Regions from separate parts of the Homo sapiens genome. Here region 2 is linked to region 1. A link is an interaction called in ENCODE POLR2A ChIA-PET data of the cell type or tissue named here. Cell type or tissue: CD4-positive, alpha-beta T cell. All regions are shown on one strand. Each heading gives the region's core, and the rest is flanking DNA. Links, peaks and the distances in the headings are about the cores only.

The links. Peaks named below come from ENCODE experiments on the same cell type or tissue, not always from the same donor. Only the 100,000 strongest peaks of a DNase experiment are listed, where the experiment ranks them.
Region 2: POLR2A ChIA-PET joins it to region 1 with 12 read pairs; 9 of 35 experiments call an interaction of 5 or more read pairs at or near these places.

What each region holds. Positions count from the first base shown.
Region 1 is chr6:26,471,856-26,476,251 of GRCh38, reverse strand. LOC285819 (a long non-coding RNA gene) reads left to right here. Exons shown (of 4, transcript NR_038992.1): 3 at 1-100; 4 at 4,059-4,308. It also overlaps a transcript of BTN2A1 not described here. Among named protein-coding and RNA genes, the nearest start is that of BTN2A1, 16 kb to the right of the region's middle. RefSeq lists an enhancer at 2,368-2,417. In CD4-positive, alpha-beta T cell, for the core only: no CTCF peak of the experiment used is centred there; DNase peaks (open chromatin) are centred at 951, 2,001, 2,341 and 3,171; H3K4me3 peaks cover 2,543 bases; H3K27ac peaks cover 4,000 bases.
Region 2 is chr6:26,362,647-26,367,042 of GRCh38, reverse strand. BTN3A2 (butyrophilin subfamily 3 member A2) reads right to left here and starts at 1,845. Exons shown (of 11, transcript NM_007047.5): 1 at 1,691-1,845. RefSeq lists an enhancer at 1,838-1,887. In CD4-positive, alpha-beta T cell, for the core only: no CTCF peak of the experiment used is centred there; DNase peaks (open chromatin) are centred at 1,562, 1,902 and 2,552; H3K4me3 peaks cover 2,859 bases; H3K27ac peaks cover 2,283 bases.

The DNA.
Region 1 (4,396 bases), core at 149-4,148:
AGTGCTCTGGTCATTTGCATCTGAATCCTGCTGTGTCTTCTCTCCAGTGGAGATTTTCAAACCAGGCTGCCATCAGCACCCACTCACCACCCTAAGTTTGGTAAATGATATATAAAGCTTCAAACTGGCCCTACAACTCAAAAGGAGACATAGGAGAAGGGAGGCGTTCATGGGTTGCATATAAATGAGCACAGTTTGAAATCACTACACTAAAAAAAAATCTTTCAACTATAATAATATGTTATTTACTTTCAGCAATGAGTCAGTCAGGAATTTAGCCCAGGAAATCAACAGAAAAATAGACTCCTCCCTCCCCTGAGATGCTGCCTGCACTGGATTCATGTAAATTTAAATATAAATTTAGATTGATGTTCTTTCACCATCCTCCCCCATTATCCTTCTCTCACTTCAATCATAAATGCTCTTCTGTTTGCATCATAAATTTTTCCCCTCAATCCAGTACATTTTTCTTTTTTCCTTGTATTTATTTTATTTTATTTTAATTTTTTAGAGATGAAGTCTCACTATGTTTCCCAGTCTGATCTTGAACTTTTGGGCTCAAGTGATCCTCCCAACTCAGCCTCTCAAAGTGCTGAAATTACAGGCGTGAGCCACTATGCCCTGCTGATCCTGTACATTTTTTGAGTTCATTGTACCAATAGTTCCTCCATTAGCTTGGTTAAACATTCACAAAACAAAACAAAATGCCCCCAAATGTGACAGCTGAGTCCTTGTAGGAAAAAATCCTTAAGTGAAGCTTAGTATCCTGGGGTTCATTGCATATTCATATATACATACTTGGGGACCCATGCACTAAAAAGACAGACTCCTTTTGTTTACAATAATTCAGCCTTTGCTGTTAAGGTGATTAAGGCAAGTAGGTGTGGGTGGAGAGATAGTGACAAAGGAAGTGAACTAGAGGAATAAAGATCAAAAGATGGGAGGAGGTCACTAGGTCACAGTTAAGCAAGGGCAAGCAGGCAGGAACCAGCCCTGTTGCACTGGTGTACTTGGTCACCTGGGCAGGGTGTTGACGGGCTGTTGTGGGGATGTTGGGGACATCTAGAAAATATGGAGTTGAAAATTTACAATATACATATGAATCTTTAAGGCACATCTCTTTTTAGAACCTTTTGGAATATGTTCCTAAACATAACCAGGAGATATTTTAGGAGTCTTTTCGTCTCCTGGCTGGGGGCAGTGGCTCATGCCTGTAATCACAGCACTTTGGGAGGCCAAGGTGGGTGGATCACTTGAGGTCAGGAGTTCAGTACCAGCCTGGCCGGCCAGCCTGGCCAACATGGTGAAACCCCGTCTCTATTAAAAATACAAAAAATTTGCCAGGTGTGGTGGCGTATGCCTGTATTCCCAGCTACTCCGGAGGCTGAGGCCAGAGAATTGCTTGGCTGGGAAGGTGGATGCTGCAGTGAGCCGAGATTGTGTCACTGCACTCCAGCCTGGGCAACAGTGAGACTCTGACAAAAAAAAAAAAAAGGAGTCTTTGCTCCTTTCTGACTGTAATTAGTTCCTAAGAACATGCAGTTGGAAGGTTTCTCTATTCAGGTTGTCCCTCTTCAGCCAAATCTCAGCCTCTTCAGGTCCTTACTCTTTGCATTCTACCCTCTCCATCCTCACCCCTTTCTCTGTGCCAGTTCCCCTCTCAGCTTTTCAGTCCCTTTTCTTCCAGGCCTTGTAGCCCTGGCTCTAAGCAATTTTCCCCACTTACTCCTTAATATTCCTATCTGAAAATCATAGCCCACAAAAAAAGGTAATCAATAGTTTTCTGTTGTTAATAAAAACTTTAGACAAATTAAATTTAGCAGGGTTTAATTTGAACAAAGAACAATTTGCAAACCATCAGAACGATCGGGCAGCCATCAGAGAGGTTCAGTGAGCTCCATTCCACAAGGGAAGTGACACACAGAAACAGCTTAATTGGTTACAGCTCAGAGTTGGCCTTATTTGAACATAGTCTGATCACTTGGCTGCAGGGTTGACTGCCGCCGACTGAAGTTCGGCTACTGGGATTGGCTGAGACTCAGCTATTTGTTACAAAAGTATACTCCCATGCCTTAAGCTTTCAGTTAGTTTACATACTAAGTTAGGTTGCAGTTCATTATTTAAGGGCTCAAGAGCCATCCCTCAGGCTAAATGTATACATATCTCATACCAAATTTAGTTTAATTTAACACAATTATTTCTGCTTTAGTTAAGATTCTCTGATCCAGAATAAAGGAAAAGAAAGCATGTGCTGTACACTCGGTCCGAGAAACACTAAGAGAATCCTCTTTGTAGGAATTCGTGTTTTGATTGGCTCAGAGGTACCATTTCTCATCAGTTGCTGGGCAGAAGCCACTGGGGACGGTTAGAATGAAAACTGAAACGATATTGAATTGTACACATTGACGAAAAGTTTCAGCCCTACCTCTCAAAGTGTTTGCAGCTCTCTGTGTTTACATATTTGAATCATTAATGTGTGTGTTACGTGTACAATCAGTGTTTCTTCACATTCAGCTGTCTTTTATATCATAACAGAAATATCAGGAGAACTGAGTGGAAAAATGAAAAGATTTTAAGAAGAGAAGATAGGTATTAATTAAAATGATACTGTGGCAGTTTGCAGACATCCCCTTGCATGTAATTGTTACATGGAGGATATTATCATCTTTTGTTTTGGATATTATCATCTTTTACCACAGAGCCAAATGAAAGTATGAACATAATGAAAACTAGATCTATTGCATCTATTTTAGTACCTCCAAAATTCAGGTCTCAGATCCATTACCGAATTATAGAATTTTCTGGTATCCAGAGTTAGTGCTGTCTATAACTGCATATTTTATATTTTTCACAAAATTATTTTGGGTGTGACTGAAGCTTTCTTCACCTCTTGCTCCTTATTTGTGCCATACTGTATTTTCATGTGTATTTGTTTCTCACTCTGACAATGAAATATGTTCTAAGGTTAACCTTTGGGTAGACTGTGGGGGATGTCTTTGTAAGGGGTCCTTGCTACAAACCTTGGGACCTAGTGATAGCAGACAGGAGGCAGTCAGATGCCTAGGCAGGTAGCAATGGGTCCCCAGTGATACCCCACCTCCAAGCTGAAGACAGTTTAAAGCCTGAAAGCCAAACTACAAGGTAAATCCTCAGCCCAAATTGAGAACTTGTTGAGAACTTGTCTTCCTGTTTGGTGCACTTTCCTCTGATTGGTCCCCACCCTTCAACTACTTTCCATATACCCACACTTTCCTAATTGTTTTTTTACACTGTTGTGGCCATCTTTGAGTGGTGTCTTCACTTTAACCTTTTTTGCATACTCACAAACCATTCAGCACACACTTCCCATTCTGAGTCCATAAAACAGGCCTGGACCCAGCCACACAGGGGGAGCTTTCCTGCCTTCAGGTAGGGGTGCCAGCATCCCCTCTCTGCTGAGAGCTGTTCAGTCGCTTGATAAAATTCTTCTCAGCCCTCCTCACCCTTCAACGTCTAGTGTATCCTCATTCTTCTTGGGCATGGTACAAGAGCTCAGGAACTGCTGAACGTGGGTATAAGCTATAACACAGGTGAGCTGGGGCATGCCAGTTTAGCCAAGCGAGGCTTGGGTGGGGTGTTGCTGGCCAGAGGTCCCCTGCTTGCAAAGTGACAAATAAAAATCCTGTATCACTAGCACTTGCAACTTTAGTTGGGTCACAAATAAAATATAAAGGCCTATCATTTGTTTATGTTATAAAACAGACCCTTAAAGTAATTAAAACTCCTAGGACTTAGCTGAAACCTTGGCTGGTAGAAAATGATACTACAACAGTTTGAATTTAGGCTCTGTGGTAGAGTTGGCTGGCTGCTTGTTCAATAACAGATCTACTTTTCTCAGTAATAAAATCCCATTTTCTTATTGCAAGGTGTCCATCTCATTTGTAGACAGGGGAAGCCAAGGGACTAAGTTTGAGCCAATTGCTTGAGGGTGGAAGTTTATCAGACAGATTATTTAAGGGGAGGCTAAAACAGCTGGTAGACCCTTACACTCCCCTTACTTTCTACTTCCTCTTATCTAGAATATGGACTTTGGAGCTGGGCAGCCCTTTTGTGACCATGAGGCAACATTGAAGATGCAAGCCACATGCTAAGACAGAAGAAAATAAAGACAGAACTAAGCTGGGGCATGTATGACATTTCAAGCTCTCAGATCAGCCCTTGATGGCCACCATCCATATTTATTGACATGAAAAGAAGTCCTCATTTTGTCAAAGCCAATGATATTCAGGACTGTTATTAATAACAAAATACAATTCTTCCCTCTACCCACTACAGTGTATCATGAAACTCTTCAAACATATAGGAAAGTTGAGTATGGAATCTCTATCTCCAGCCTTGAGGTCTCACCTGGACTCTT
Region 2 (4,396 bases), core at 135-4,134, 110 kb after region 1:
CTAAAATGATGGATGCTAAACTGAAAATTGGAGGTTAAGTGAGTGAAAGGACGCTTTGGCCTTTTGCTTCCTTTACTTTTAAAATTATTGGAATGCTTTAAGTTTAAAATTTTCATGTATTAGTTAATAACTAATTATTATGAGGAATAATAGTGACTGGAACATATTAGCTGCTCAGTAAATACTAACTCCTCAACAGTTTCTCCCAAAACAAAGGAGCATGAGGCCTGCAGCCATCATACCAGCTGCTGTGGGTCTGGGAATGGCCTCTGAGAACAAGGTCTGCAGATGGAGGTGGGGAGAGATGTAGAGGAAGCAAGGGAACAGAGGTCTGTGCAGCTGGTCATGCTCCACCCCTGCCTGGATCTTGCATCCACCATCAGACTAAACATTATATTTCACCACATCTTCTGCTCCTCGAAACTGCTCTTTATTCTCCTAAGGAGAAGGAGGTATTATTAAGCTAAGCTAAAAATTTCTCTGCTGTCCTCAGAGGGAGAACTTTTATTTTTTAGGTTATTTATTATTCATTCTTTCTACTATAGACAATTTTGCCAAAGAAAAAAATATAAAGGAATAAAACCTTAAATACTCTGTAGTTATATACTTTGCTAATGGAAGTGGAAATGTTTCTGGAAGCATTTGGCCATGTACACATGGCAAGTGCCTTTAAAATGTTGTATTATTTGCCCCCAAAATTCCAACTATAAAAGTTAGTGTTGAAGAAAAAAATTTAGAGATTGATGCAAATATTTATGGATAAGGCTGTTCAATCTAGTAAAATCTACAGTAACAAAATGTAGAAACTGAAAAATCCAAAATAAAGAGTTTTAAAAATAATTCGGGTTTTTTATTTGTTTGTTTGTTCTTTTTTCTTCTTTAGGAGCGGCTTTCTGAGTCAGAGTAGGCTCACAGAGACTCCCAATAATTATATATTCATACAATGTAGTAGCTTGTAACCATGGGAAATCATGCTTTAGGTTTTGGGGAAATGATGAATGGAAAGAAAACCAAGTACTATCCCTAAAAGATACCAAAAATGGTTTAATATAAGGATCCAGTGTTATTAAAATTATAAAGAATTTCACTTAATTAAAATTATGATTCCTAATGGTTACATGGAACATGTTTTATGACTGAACCATGCATTGTTTGTCTATTCCCCACCTGTTGAATATGTATGTTGGTTCAGATTTTACTATATTATAAATACTTCTGTAATAAACACATTTACATATAAATCTATGAGGCACATCTCTTTTTTCTTCTTCTTCTTCAGAATTTCTCAGAATAGATGCCTTGAGTTGGCCAGAACAGATTTTAAGGGTTTTTTGTTTGTTTGTTTGTTTGCCCTTTTCTGACCACAATACGTTAAGAACATGCAGTTGGAATATTTCTTCATTCATGTTGTCTCCCTTTCCTTCCACTAAATCCCAACCTCTGCAGTTCCTTATACTTTGCAGTACTTCTCCCGTCTTCCCACGTGCCCATATGTGCATGTGCGAGTGTGCACATGTACACATGTACACACACACACACACACACACACACACACACACACACACACAGGCACTGCACCCCTTTCTCTGGGAGAGTACTCTCCCTGCATGCCCACTCACCACTCTCAGCGATTCAGCCCCGCTCCTCCCATGCGTTGTAGCCCAGGCTCTAATCAATTTCCTGCACTTACCCCTTGGTATTCCCATTGGAGAATCAGAGCCCACAGAATAAAGACGGTCAATCAATAATTCTCCATTCTTTCTATTATGGCTTAGCCTCTCATCCGGAAGAAAGGAAAAAGAGAAAGCAAATATTGTCTTCTCACCATGAGAAACAGTAAGAGTCGCTCTTTGGAAGAATTAGTTTTTTGATTGGCTCAGAGGTGATGTTTCTCATCAGTTGCTGGGCAGAAACCACTGAGGAACGTTGAAATGAAAACTGAAAGTACATTGAATTGTACACGTTGAGGAAAAACTCCAGCCCTACCTCCCTTAGTGTTTGTGTTTCTGTGTTTATCTATTTGAATCATTCTTGTGCGTGGATGTATATAAGTATTTCTTTATATTCACCTGTCTCGTGTCTTTTACATGGTAATAGAAATATTAGCAGAATGGAGTAGGAAAGTAAAAAAATTTAATGTGCAAAGAGAGGAAGATGTGCACTAATTAAGATGCTTCTGTGGCAGTTTGCTTGCATGTAGATAGGTACGTAGAAGAGGAGGATCTTTTTTACAGAGCCTAATAAAGGTATGAATGGAAAGAAAATGAGACAAACTGCACCTCTTTAAGAACTTCTGGCATTTAGGCTTAGGATATGGTATCAAATAATATAATTTTTCTGATTTCCAGAGGCAGTGCTGCTTGACATTGTTTTACCTTTCCCAGGAAATTCTTACTGCAGATCTTTCTGAGCATCTTCATTCACCCTCAGCTCCTGGTTTGTGCTATATTGTATTTTCTTGGGTATTTGTTTCTCACGCTGCCAGTGGAGTACATATTCTCTGAAGCTAGACACTCCATAGGCTGTGGTCTCTGTAAGGCTCGTTTCCTGTACACCATCTCTGTAAGGAGTTTATGGGACAATCTTGTTCTCCCTGTGGCTTACGACCTCAAAACACACTTTTTTGGGCTGCAAGCCAGAAATCTCCTAGAGCTAATATGTGACTGGAGCTGATGGGATTTGATTATATTGCAACAGTTTGAATTTAGGCTGTGTGGTATCTGCTTGAGATGGCTGGTTGCTTCTGCAGCGTGCATGCCCCCTTCTTCTTAGTGACAAGGCCTAATTTTCTGGGGTACTGCATCCTGCTCTTCCCCCTTGAAGATAGGGCAGGCCAAGGGACTAAGTTGGAGCCAGCGGTTTGTAGGTGAAAGTTGTGGGCTTGTACTTCTCCCAGAAATCCTTCAAAGGGAGGCCAAAATAGCTGGGAGTGTGAGGGTACACTCTCCCTTCTTCCTTCTTCCTCTTGCCTAGAACATGGACTTTGGACCCGGAGGTGCAGTAGCCCACCCTGGGACCATGAGGCAGCCTTGAGGTTGGAAGCCACACACTGGGACAGCAGAGAATGAAGTCAGAAGCAGGCTGGGGCATGAATGACATATCTGAGGTGCCAGATCAGCCCTGGACTGTCACCATCTAAATTTATTTAAAAAATTTTTTCTTTTAAAATATTTTATTATATATTAGTACTCAGGGTAAATTTCCAAATAAGTTTGTTTTTCATGAAAGGAAAACAAATCCTTGTTTTATTTAAGCCAGTGGTACTTCTGGTCTCTGTTATCAACAGAAAAACACAATTTTTCCCTCCCCCTTCCCCCTCCCCAACAGTTTATTATAAAACTTCTAAAACATATAGCAAAGGTGAAAGAATTTCAGTAAATTCCAATATATCTACCATGTAGATTGTATAATTAATATTTTAGTTTCTTACTTTATTATAAATCCATCCTGCTGTTCACCCCTATTCATCCATCAATATTTGTTTATTTGTTCATTTGTTTATTTTTAAATTCAGACTCTATCAGAAGCTGTGCTGCTTGAGATCGTATTAGTAAGAATGAACATCCCACCTTTGCCTGGAGGGTCCAAGTCACTTTGACACAAAGAAGCAGCCAATGTGCTAAGCTTCAGATTAGGAGTTTCTGAGCCCAACTCTTCATATCTCTGAACTTTGTAGTTTCCAAACTATGAGACCCCTAAGTTCATTTCTCACTCAATGTCTTTGTTTCTTCAGCTATGGGTAGGGATGTGACCTGCTTCTTAAGTTGTTTGGGGAGAACCTAGCACAGCACCTGCACATATTAACTCTTTATGAATGTCATTATTTTCCATTATGAAAGGTTCGGTATCAGCTGGTGCCTGTTGTGGAGTTGGAGTTTTAGTTTGAAGGTGAAGAGAAAATCTTTTTTAAAAATGGCATGAGAAAATGTGTACATTGGAAACAATAGTGTGAAAGGTGCCAGGGAAGATGGGAAGTAAGAGTGCCATTTACATTGTATTCTGTGGAATGATGACGCTATGATTACACAATATAGCCAGTCCTCATTAGAGAATCAGATGGTAGAAGACAAGGAGACCAGGAAGAAAGCTACTGTGACACTCCAGGCAAGAAATGATGAGGCCTTAGGGATGGAGGAGAGGGAAGAGGATTGATTATTATTCTTAATAATAGCTTATACTCACATAGAACCTACCGTGATGTTGGTATTGTGCTTAGAGGTTTACATGCATGAATAATACTTTTGCTTTGTGAAGTTCTGAGCAGAGAAGCCCACTAAGCTCTGCCTGGACTTCTGACCCACAGAAACTGAAGTGATAAAAGTGTACTGTTATTTATTTATTTATTTTTGAGGCAGAGTCTCGCTGTGTTGCCCAGGCTGGAGTGCAGTGGCACAAT